Linked DNA regions of Mus musculus: all the other regions are linked to region 1. Evidence: chromatin loops called from intact Hi-C (ENCODE). Cell type or tissue: gastrocnemius. All regions are shown on one strand.

Region 1 (2,500 bases):
CTTTTTAATAAATCTTATCTTTATTTTATAAATAATTTAATACCATTTAATTTTTTGAATTAAATTAATCTAAAGATAAATTACAACTTACTGTTATGGGCTGACGAGATGGCTCAGTTGGCACAATAGCTGCTGAATCAATGTAAACAGCCATGAGCGGTGAGTGGTGCACGGCTGCAATGTCTGAGAGGCAGAGAGACAGGAGGATCCCTAAAGCTTTTGGTTAAATTAGCATGTTCCAGGTTCTGTGAGCAACCTTGTCTCAAAAAATAAGGTAGAAGGCTGGGGAGAGGCTTCAGTGGGGAGGATACCTGCTGCCAAGCTTGACGACCTGTTCGATAGCCAGTGCCCACACAGCAGAGACAATCAGCTCTCACAAAGTTTACTCTCATGTGAACACACAAAATACATAAAATGTAATAAAAAAGAATAAGGTAGGGCTGGAGAGATGGCTCAGCAGTTAAGAGCACTGATTGCTCTTCCTGGGTCCTGAGTTCAAATCCCAGCAACCACATGGTGGCTCACAACCATCTGTAATGAGATCTGATGCCCTCTTCTGGTGTGTCTGAAGACAGCTACAGTGTACTTATAATAAATACATAAATAAATAAATACATCTTTTTTTAAAAAAAAAAGAATAAGGTAGCGAATAATTAAAAACACATACCTGGCCGGGCGTGGTGGCGCACGGCTTTAATCCCAGCACTCGGGAGGCAGAGGCAGGCGGATTTCTGAGTTCGAGGCCAGCCTGGTCTACAGAGTGAGTTCCAGGACAGCCAGGGCTACACAGAGAAACCCTGTCTCAAAAAAACAAACAATAAAAACAAAACAAACAAACAAACAAAAAACATACTGGGTCTGAAGTCTTGCCTTCATAAACATGTACATGTGTATACAGACTACCTCCTCCAAATTATCTTTAATGATTTAAAAATAAGAAGGTCAATCCCAGATAGTGTCCCATCGGCTGGCTTCCACTTGTGGACTACAGTGTGGCAGCTCTGTTACAAACTCAATGAGTCCTAGTTGCAGTAGAAGGACATGACCCTTCGCTTCTTGTCAGAATATGAAAATAATACAGACATGAAGCAATCCCAGTTTGGTTTGCTCTCTGTCAGAAAAAACCAGCCACAAACTGAAGTGAAACTCGAAGTAACCTCTAATTAGAGAAATCAGGCTTAAGGACTCTGTGGCTAGATAATTAGACCCTTAGCATGAACAAATTGCTTGAACTACAACAGTAGGTTTATCAAAGACATCAAGAGCTGCAAATTGGATGAAAATGTTTTGACCAAAAGATAGACGAATTTTTTCAGAGACTTAGAAGAAAAGTTGCTAGAGTGCTGATAGACTAATTAATTAGTTTTGTTTTGAATACAAGCCCTGAGATTCTAGAAACCTTGTTTACTTGATAGTGTCAACCTCCCCTAAAAGGACATAAGGAATTATGGCTGCCATCTAGTGGAGGCTTTTGGAAGGTGTAGGGATATGACCATGGAGACATTAAGACTAAGGAGAAAACAAAAACAAAAAGATATGTACTGTGCCATTCATTCATTTATTCTTCAATACATGTAAGTGCTCCAGTGCCCCAGGTACTACTTACACACCTAGGGCTCAGCAGAGAGGGAGCCGAAGCCTTCTGGAGCACACCAAAGCCTTTTGGAGCACACATTTTTGCGATATAAGAACAGATTTGAAAGTTCTAACTTACTGATGGAATCCTAATTGCTTACAAGCTGTTTCATATACATTGTTATTAAAGAATATCCTGAGGTAACTGAGTGACTGATTATCACAAACTTCAAGAAAGAGAACTGAGGCCTTCGCTTTCCTTCAGTCACTTTCCACCGCTGCCTTCTATGGTCCAACCAATCCCTCTGGATTCTGAAACGTGCCATTGGTTTACACTACACTTTAACTGTTGACTATCTCTGCCCCAAAGGCTTCTTAGCACAACAGGAAGCAGGAGATGGAAGGAAGACTGAAAGGAAGGTGGGATGTGGACACAAACCCCAACACCCTTGCCTTTGTTCCTGTCACTCGGCCTCACTGAGGCTGTACTTGGCTTTTCAACAGACTGGTGATAGACATGCCATCAGGGTTGCTGTGAAGGTTAAGTAAGCAAAAAGCTAGACCACTGGGAGTCCCCAGTATCAACATCTGACCTTTAAGTCTGAGAACCTGAACAAATCCTGATACTATGCAAACAATGAGACGGTCAAATATACTTTATTTCATCATTAGCTTAAATTTCTACCCCAAATTGCTACCACAGTTTTTAATTTTTCCTTGTTTATTTTTTGAGGCTGAGTCTTACGTCGCCTTGGCTGGCTAAGGCTATATGAAACCTCTGATCCTCCTGCTTTTACTTCCTAAGTGATGGGATTATAGAAGTATGCCACTACACCTATTATTTCTTGTTATGCAATAGTGGAAAAATGTAAGATTTTGTGTGCTTGTTGTGTATGTAGTGTGTGTACTTCTGTGTGTGTGGGGT
Region 2 (2,500 bases), 110 kb before region 1:
CCCATACTGCGGCGCCGCCGCCGCCACCACCACCCCGCTCCCACGGCCCGCAGCGGGGGCAGGGAGGAGCCGGGCGCGACGCCCCCCCCTCCACGCCGTTCCGCCTGGCCTCCGCGGGAGCGTGCGCCCCCGAGCGGGCACGCTCCCCACGCGCGCGCCCCTCCCAGGCCCGCCGGCGCCCCGCACCCCCAAGCCACAGGTGGCCGCGGGAAGATCGCGACGCCGCGCTCCCCGGCGCGGGCCCCGGCCGCCCCTGGGCCCTGCCGGGGGCCTCCAGGGTCCCCCCCGCCGCGCGGAGCCTGCAGGCCCGGGGGAGGGGCGGGGCGGGCGCGGGGCCCGGGTCGTGCCAGGCTGCCATTTTCTGCCGTGGCCACGGCGCTCCCCGGCCGCCCGCGCCCCCTCCCCCTCCTCTCCCCTCCCGCCGCCCGATTCCCGGTCCCGTCCGCACTCCGCAGCGCACGGCCGCAGGCCCCGACCGGGCCCCCGGGCGGGGGCAGAGCCCGGAAGGCGGAGGCGGCGGGGCCCTGCGGCAGCGCGCGTCGGGCGGCGCGCAGGCCGGCGGAGGCCCCCCGCGGCATTGTACGGACTTGAACTTGAGCCCGGGCCGGGCGGGGGCGCCGAGGGGCGTCCGCGGCGGAGGCGGCGCGCAGAAGAGGAGCGGCGGGCGAGCGGCGGGGACATAAACAAACCCTCGGCCCGGGCGGTCCGCGCTCTCAGCACCGCGCGCCGAGTTGCGGGGTCCGAGCCGCGCTCCCCACCGCCTTGCTGTGCCCTCCCGCCCGCCCGCCCTCTCAGCTCCCGGGCCGCAGGCCGTGCTGGTTACCGTGTGGCCCGGCGGGTCGGGCGGCCCGGCTCGCCCTGCTGCCGCGGCGCCGCGTCCCGGCTCGTCCTCTGCTCGCGCCGCCGCCCGCGCCGCCTCCCGGCCCGCCCGCTGCCTGCCGCGCTCCCTCCCTCCGTCGCTGTCGCGCTCCCTCTCTCCGCCTCCTCCGCCGGGTCCCCCCCGCCCGCCTCTTCTCTCCGCCTTCCTCCTTCCCTCCCTCCGGCCGCCCGCCGCCCAGGCCTCCGCCCGCCGCTCGCCCCCCGTGGCCGCGCTGGCTCTGGCCCCGGCGCTGCGGAGCCGCCCGGGAGGCAACCCCGGGGGCCCCGGGGCGCCGCGGCGGGAGCTATCCGAGCCGCGGACGGTCCTAGCGCCCCCGGCGGGAGGAGCGGGTTCGGGACCCCGCCGCGCCCCGACTGCGGCGCTCCGGGCCGGGCACCCTGCCGGAGCTGCGATCTCGGCCGCCCTGTGCCCCTCGGGTGGTCCCCCGGCCGCAACCTCCCCACCTTGCGGCGCCCCTCTACCTGGCGCGGCTTCTGCGCTGGGTCCCCGCATCCAGCACTGGTCGTAGGGACAGCTGCCCCTCCTCTCCCGGGCCGGTGTCAAGTGCCTGCCCCCCCCCGTCCCCCCCCCTCGCCGCCCGCGGAGCCCCCGGCGGCCTTCGCCCTGCAGTTCTCCCGACCTCCACCAGAGCCCACTGCGCTTTGCGCGCCTCAGCACTGGGGCTGGGGACAGCAGCGCCTGCTCAGCCGCGTCGCCACCCACAGCCAGGTGCCGCGGTGGCCAGACGGCTGCACAGGGCCAAGGTCGGAGCGCCTGGCGCCTCGAGGCCATCCTAGAGCATCGAGCACCGCCACGGAGTGGGCTCCCTAGAAGGCAGTAAGCTTTCCGTACCTTGAGGTGTCCAAAAAGAGTTGGATGCCCTCAGGTGGGCTCTGGAAAGATCTGAAGAGGTGGAAGGTTGAACTAAATGACATTGAAGGCCTGCCTCTTCCAGCTGCAAGATTCTCTGCAGACGGGCACTAGACCTGGCTCCCTCAGTGTGGGGGTGCTCTCAGGGCTCCGGGTCTGTAGTGCTCACCTCTCCAGCTACCATCACTGGAGCTTGGCACTGAATCCCCTGACTCCCAGCCTCCTTGTCAGGCTCCTCCCTCCTGTCACTGGACAGCACCATCCATCCAGCCCTTCAGTGCCCCAGTGTCCTGAGTTGCATCTCCCACACCCACGGCACACTTATTTGCAGACCCTCAATGCTGAAGCAGGTTCCCATAGAACACGCCCCACCTAGAACACTTCACCCCATTTGAGGATCAAAGGGACAGTTGCCTAATTCATTGAAATACAGAACCACCCTTTCCTATTTGCAGGGCACATTTACACTTCAGTCTTCCCTACCCCAAAGCAACTGTCCTGACCTTTCCTAATAGCACTCAATATCGCACCCCCACCCTCCACTACTGGTGTTCATTTCTGCCACCCATAGTCTTTCACCTGGCCAGTTCTTAGGACTCGTCATGCCCTGTGAGGACAAGGACACCGTTTGCCTTCAATACAGCTCAGCACCTGTACATGCTACGTCCTCATAAATGTTGGTTGAATGACTGTATGAACTGCAGGCTTCCTGTATCCAAATCCATAGCCCTCCAAATGATGCTCCCAGCTTGACTAAGGACAAGACCATTT
Region 3 (2,500 bases), 96 kb before region 1:
ACATGATTGGAAAAGAGTCTAAAGGAGTATTTTCCTTTGTGCAAAACAGATGTACAATATGCCACAGCTAAAACTCTTGGGGTTCCCGGGTGGCACCTATTCCAAAAAGGAACTTAGGGTTTGTCCCTCTTTGTAGGTACTCAATAAAGACACTTTTTCTGGCACTCTCCCACCTTACGGAGGTACACCCCACCACATCTGGACAAAGAAAGCTGGGGTGGAGGTTATTCTCCTGAGGGTCACTGAGTTATTCAAAGGAAACATTCATTTCTCCATTTAGGTTAAGAATCCGGGGCTGGTGAGATGGCTCAGTGGGTAAGAGCACCCGACTGCTCTTCCGAAGGTCAGGAGTTCAAATCCCAGCAACCACATGGTGGCTCACAACCATCGGTAATGAGATCTGACTCCCTCTTCTGGAGTGTCTGAGGACAGCTAAAGTGTACTTACATTAAATAAATAAATAAATCTTAAAAAAAAAAAAAAAGAATCGGGGGCAGAGTGAACCCTGGCTGTGTCAGTTCTGTGCTTGATGTAGTTCGAGGGTCTCCAGTCAGTCTCTCTAGGGGAGGAGCTGGCGATGTCTTGGCCGTCCCACCAGGGAAAAGGCTACCACCCCTCTCGACTCCAAGCCTCGTCCATCATGAGAAGCAAATGTTGGGACTGCATGCATGTGTCCCCACACCTGGCTTCAGGAGCCATTTTAAATGCTCCATCACTCCCACCGACATGATGAACGCTGCAAGTTAGAGGCCAGCCTATTTTAGACAGTGAATAAATGGCCAAGAAAAAAAAAAATAAGGCTTTCTGGAAAATAAGGCTTTCTGGTCACTTTTCTGAGCCAATTTTCCTTTAGCAAATCCTTGGGGGAGGGGAGGCACAAAACAAAACAAAAAACCTCGAGGGGATAGAGGATATAATTTACAACACAACTAGCTGAGCACCGAGGCTTGAAGGCGCTGGTGACAGCTCCTGGAGGCTCCGCCCGAAAAAATCCCGCAGCAAGCCACGCATCGGACTCGCACGGATTCACTTGGGCCCTGTACTCTCTGCGCAGACGCCGCACATTCGCTCCTCAACCTCCAGGTGGCGCTGGTGGAGGGGCGGAGCATACATTTGCCTGTCGCGGAGGAGGCGGGACATCAAAAAATTGGCTCCTAATTGGCTGGGCTCGGACTATGAAGGGACAAGCCCAGAGGACCTGTGGTAGGGGACGCGGTCATAAGGAGGAGCTGGCTTACTCCTAATGAAGAGAACGTTTGTGGTGTGCTTACTCCTCGGGGACAATCCTTTTTTTTTTTTTTTTTTTTTTTTAAATAATGGCAATTTGTTAAGACTATAAATAGCCAAGTTTCCCATTTGTCGTACGTTTATGAAAACCTCACGAACCAACAGACGAGAAAAATCCCTGGTGGGACCTATTTAAAAGAGATGCACTGTTTGTTTATTTTCGTGTAATATTTATTTGTACTCATTTATTTTGGAGACAGGCAATCCTTCTGCCTCAGTTTTCTCAGTGCTGAGATGACAGGTGGAAGCCATCATGCCTGGCTGTCGACGTTTTTATAAGACAACTGAGGTTTGGGGGTGAGTCCCAGGCGTTCCCCTTTCCGTCTTTCTCTCAGCCTCTGCCCAGTGTGTGAGCCAGGGAAGGTGTTTTCATGGGTGCTTTTCCACAGGTGATGGTTAGCGTCCACATTCTGACAATGCGATGGACACTGGCTGCAGTATGTTGATTGGTGCAGATCTGGCCCTGCCAGCCCTGTTCCACATGAGACAGAACTGGGGAGGAAGGGGATGTGACTGGTGTCTGGGAAGTGTGGGGTTCCACTGCTCTGGAGCACTGCGCCTAGGTTAGACCTGGGCCAGTGTAGATGGGCTGAGGTTAGATGAAGGTGATCCAGGGGTCTGGATTGGGAATGGATAGGTCAGAGGCACATACAGAGGAGAGAGCCTCGGGGTGCTCTGGGAAGCTGGGGAAAGGTATAAGTTCCGGGATATTTTCTTTTTTCTTTTTGTTGTTGTTGTTTTGTTTTTGTTTTTGTTTTTTTTCTAGACAGGGTTTCTCTGTATAGCCCTGGCTGTTCTGGAACTCAACTCTAGATATCAGACTGGCCTCGAACTCAGAAATCTGCTTGCCTCTGTCTCCCAAGTGCTGGGATTAAAGGCGAGTGTCACCACTGCCAGACTCTTGTTGTTTTCTTTTCTTTCTTCTTCTTCTTCTTCTTCTTCTTCTTCTTCTTCTTCTTCTTCTTCTTCTTCTTCTTCTTCTTCTTCTTCTTCTTCTTCTTCTTCTTCTTTTTTTTTTGAGACTGGGTTTCTCTGTTGTTTTCTTTTTTTAATATTTATTTATATATTTATTATGTAAGTACACTGTAGTGTGTCTTCAGACACTCCAGAAGAGAGCATCAGATTTTGTTACGGATGGTTGTGAGCCACCATGTGGTTGCTGGGATTTGAACTCAGGACCTTTGGAAGAGCAGTCAGCGCTCTTAACCACTGA
Region 4 (2,500 bases), 88 kb before region 1:
GAATGTATGTGTGAGTCACGATTCCTGGATTGAGTTTTCCCTTCCAAGATGTCTTTTATTTTGGTACTGGAGGCTGAACCCAGCCAGAGCCTGGCATATTCTAGGCAAGCACTGGATCAGTGAGCTATACCAATATCTCTCTAAATATCTCAGCAGCCTTGCTCTCTGGTTCCATTTACCCTGTCGGGCATGGGGCTTAGCTTGGAGATAGTTCTGAAAGTAGAGTTCCTATGCAGGGTGTGCCTGGGTGTGCCAAATGGAAGGCTTTTTCTGAGGGGAGCTGTGTGTGGGTGGACAACATAGCCCAGGAGACCCTATCCTAGAGCTGTCTCTTCTCAACAGGAGTGGATTAAGACTCAAGTCATAAAGGGGTGGGGGTGGGGGGCAGGAAAAATCCAGTGAGTATGAGGTGAGGCTCTGGGCTGCTCAGGGTAGGGGCCTCAGCAAACAACTGTTAAAGCAGGGCCCCTCCCCATTGCACTAACTTTAAACCCCAGAGTGTGCAAAGTTTGGCCCAAGGCCTCTGGATGACCCCAATCTAATTCCCACTCTCTATGGATGGCTGAGGGCACAAAGATAAGCGGTCTCCTTGAAGCATGCAGCCCCCAGGAAGTCCTGCAGGAGCTGGGCAGGGAAAGGTACAGTGTGTGAAGGGGAGGGAGAGGCAGATAAGAGTCTCTGAGACGGGAAGCAGCACCTGTTGCGTGGGAACCTACTGAAGAACTATGAAGCTAAGTCCCCAACATGAGCTAGGACATAATAGGGTGAAATCCCAGGCCTAGTGAGTGCGTCTGGACGTGGGAAGCTATCACCTGAGCCTCAGGTGGGAAGCTGCCCTATGCCACCTTGTGTGCCCTCCAGTGTGAGCACTGCTCTCCCATACGCAGCTCTATACCTACCCCTGTTCCTTAGGTCTTTGTCCTCTTAGAAGCAAGGATCTGGGTTCCCATGGTGGGCCTAGATGAAGGGAGAGCTCAGAATGGTTGCCTAGGCAATGAGGAAAGTAGGCCCCACACAGACTGGCAGCCAAGAGGAAAAGGGCAGAAGGCAGAGGCCCCACCAGAGCATCTCACAGCCATCATCTGTGCCTGGCTCCTATCCCTGGGCCCTGAGCCACTCCTGACACTTGCGGCTTATAACTTACTGTGTGACTTCATTCCCAGCAGCCCAAGGTGCAGCACTCCTTCAAACATCCCACCCAACAATGAGCTGCAGAGAGGTGACATTAGGAAGGCAGTGGCCAAAGGGTGGCTCCTCTCCCAGGCACAGCTCCAGAGGCTACCTGGGAATAGGAAGTATCACTGTCCCCAGAGGCCACTGGAAAAAGGGTCTGCCTCAGAGGTGACAGTGGGAAGTAAAGGACTGGGTCCTTTGGGACTCTTGGAGCTATGGAGGGGACTATTATTGTCCTCAGGCCCAGGACCCAAATTGATTCTGATTCTTTACTGAATATTGCTCATTAGGGTTTAATGCCTCGTATATGATCACACACACACACACACACACACGAGAGAGAGAGAGAGAGAGAGAGAGAGAGAGAGAGAGAGAGAGAGAGAGAGAGAGAATGAATTAAAAATAAGTCTAAAGAAAAAAAGAAAGACAAATGAAGTATAGGGGTCACCAGCCCCAGTACACATAACCTTTTTCCAGACCCCAGGGAAACAATGGGATTTTTGAGGTTCCCTCTACCTCTTCTTCTTCTAGGACAGACAACAGACTTTTCTACCTGACTAAAAAAATTGTTCCCTGCATGGGTGGGATTCGTTTCCTCTTCTTAGAAGCTCAAAGTGGTTTTGACAATATAGGCTCCAGGCTGAGTACCAAGATGTCCTGGGACTCCACTGCAAAGCGCTGGCTCCAGCCCAGAGTGGCTGCTCAAACACTCTGGAGGCATTAATAAGCTTGCAGCAGACTCAGATGCATGCTCAGTTTGAGGACTGCTGGATGGAATAGGGTGCTGCCTGAGAACCCTTGCTGGGAGTCCTCCAATTCTGGAAGTCTGTGAGGGTAGGGTCTTCCAGAGGCCTACCTCCCACACTCCAGCTGTAACCAAACACTTGACCCCTGAAGAGTACATTAGCTGAGGCCAGGCTTGAGGCCCACCACCCAGCTCTGCATGAGCCCTTCTCTTCCAGACACTGCTGCAGGAATTCAGATGACTTCAGTATTGCCATGGCAACTGTGCCTTTCTAATGCTGGTGGGCATCGGGAACAGGGAGCCAGCAATGCAGGAAACCAGCCAAGCAGTAAATTCAGAGTGCCAGGTAAGAACAGTTCAGAACAGCTGTGCACATGCATCAAAGCTAGGAGGGCAGTGGCTTCCCAGGATGGCCAGGTTGGTGGCACATGTCTGGAATCTCACATATCTGGTCTATGACCATTCAAGACAGAGGCAGGAAGATTGCAAGTTCTGGGTCAGCTAGGGTCTCAAGCTTCCCTCAGCACATACAGAAGATGGCCCAGGGAGCATCTGGTTCTTCCCTGTCACAGAAAGCAGCAA

Evidence for each region. Hi-C counts contacts between places; a loop is a spot of excess contacts. Peaks named below come from ENCODE experiments on the same cell type or tissue, not always from the same donor. Only the 100,000 strongest peaks of a DNase experiment are listed, where the experiment ranks them.
Region 2: it touches region 1 in a loop (4-fold over the local background); 14 of 42 quality-filtered maps call a loop at or near these places.
Region 3: it touches region 1 in a loop (9-fold over the local background); 17 of 42 quality-filtered maps call a loop at or near these places.
Region 4: a loop joins it to region 1, with 2.8 times the contacts of the local background. A loop is called at or near these places in 16 of 42 quality-filtered maps.

Annotation. Positions count from the first base shown.
Region 1 is chr12:3,694,901-3,697,400 of GRCm38, reverse strand. The region is part of intron 9 of Dtnb (dystrobrevin, beta); the gene reads right to left. Among named protein-coding and RNA genes, the nearest start is that of Dnmt3a, 110 kb to the left of the region's middle. In gastrocnemius, a CTCF peak has its summit at 1,470 (motif pointing left); a DNase peak (open chromatin) is centred at 1,467; H3K27ac peaks cover 523 bases.
Region 2 is chr12:3,805,444-3,807,943 of GRCm38, reverse strand. It overlaps Dnmt3a (DNA methyltransferase 3A), which reads right to left and starts at 964. Exons shown (of 23, transcript NM_007872.4): 1 at 824-964. In gastrocnemius, CTCF peaks have their summits at 1,314 and 1,520; DNase peaks (open chromatin) are centred at 569, 986, 1,495, 1,873 and 1 more place; H3K4me3 peaks cover 2,084 bases; H3K27ac peaks cover 2,137 bases.
Region 3 is chr12:3,790,583-3,793,082 of GRCm38, reverse strand. No RefSeq gene overlaps it. Among named protein-coding and RNA genes, the nearest start is that of Dnmt3a, 15 kb to the left of the region's middle. In gastrocnemius, a CTCF peak has its summit at 1,068 (motif pointing right); DNase peaks (open chromatin) are centred at 646 and 1,106; H3K4me3 peaks cover 1,215 bases; H3K27ac peaks cover 1,253 bases.
Region 4 is chr12:3,783,021-3,785,520 of GRCm38, reverse strand. Dtnb (dystrobrevin, beta) reads right to left here. Exons shown (of 18, transcript NM_001162465.2): 18 at 1,451-2,500. Among named protein-coding and RNA genes, the nearest start is that of Dnmt3a, 23 kb to the left of the region's middle. In gastrocnemius, no CTCF peak of the experiment used is centred here; DNase peaks (open chromatin) are centred at 1,070 and 2,223.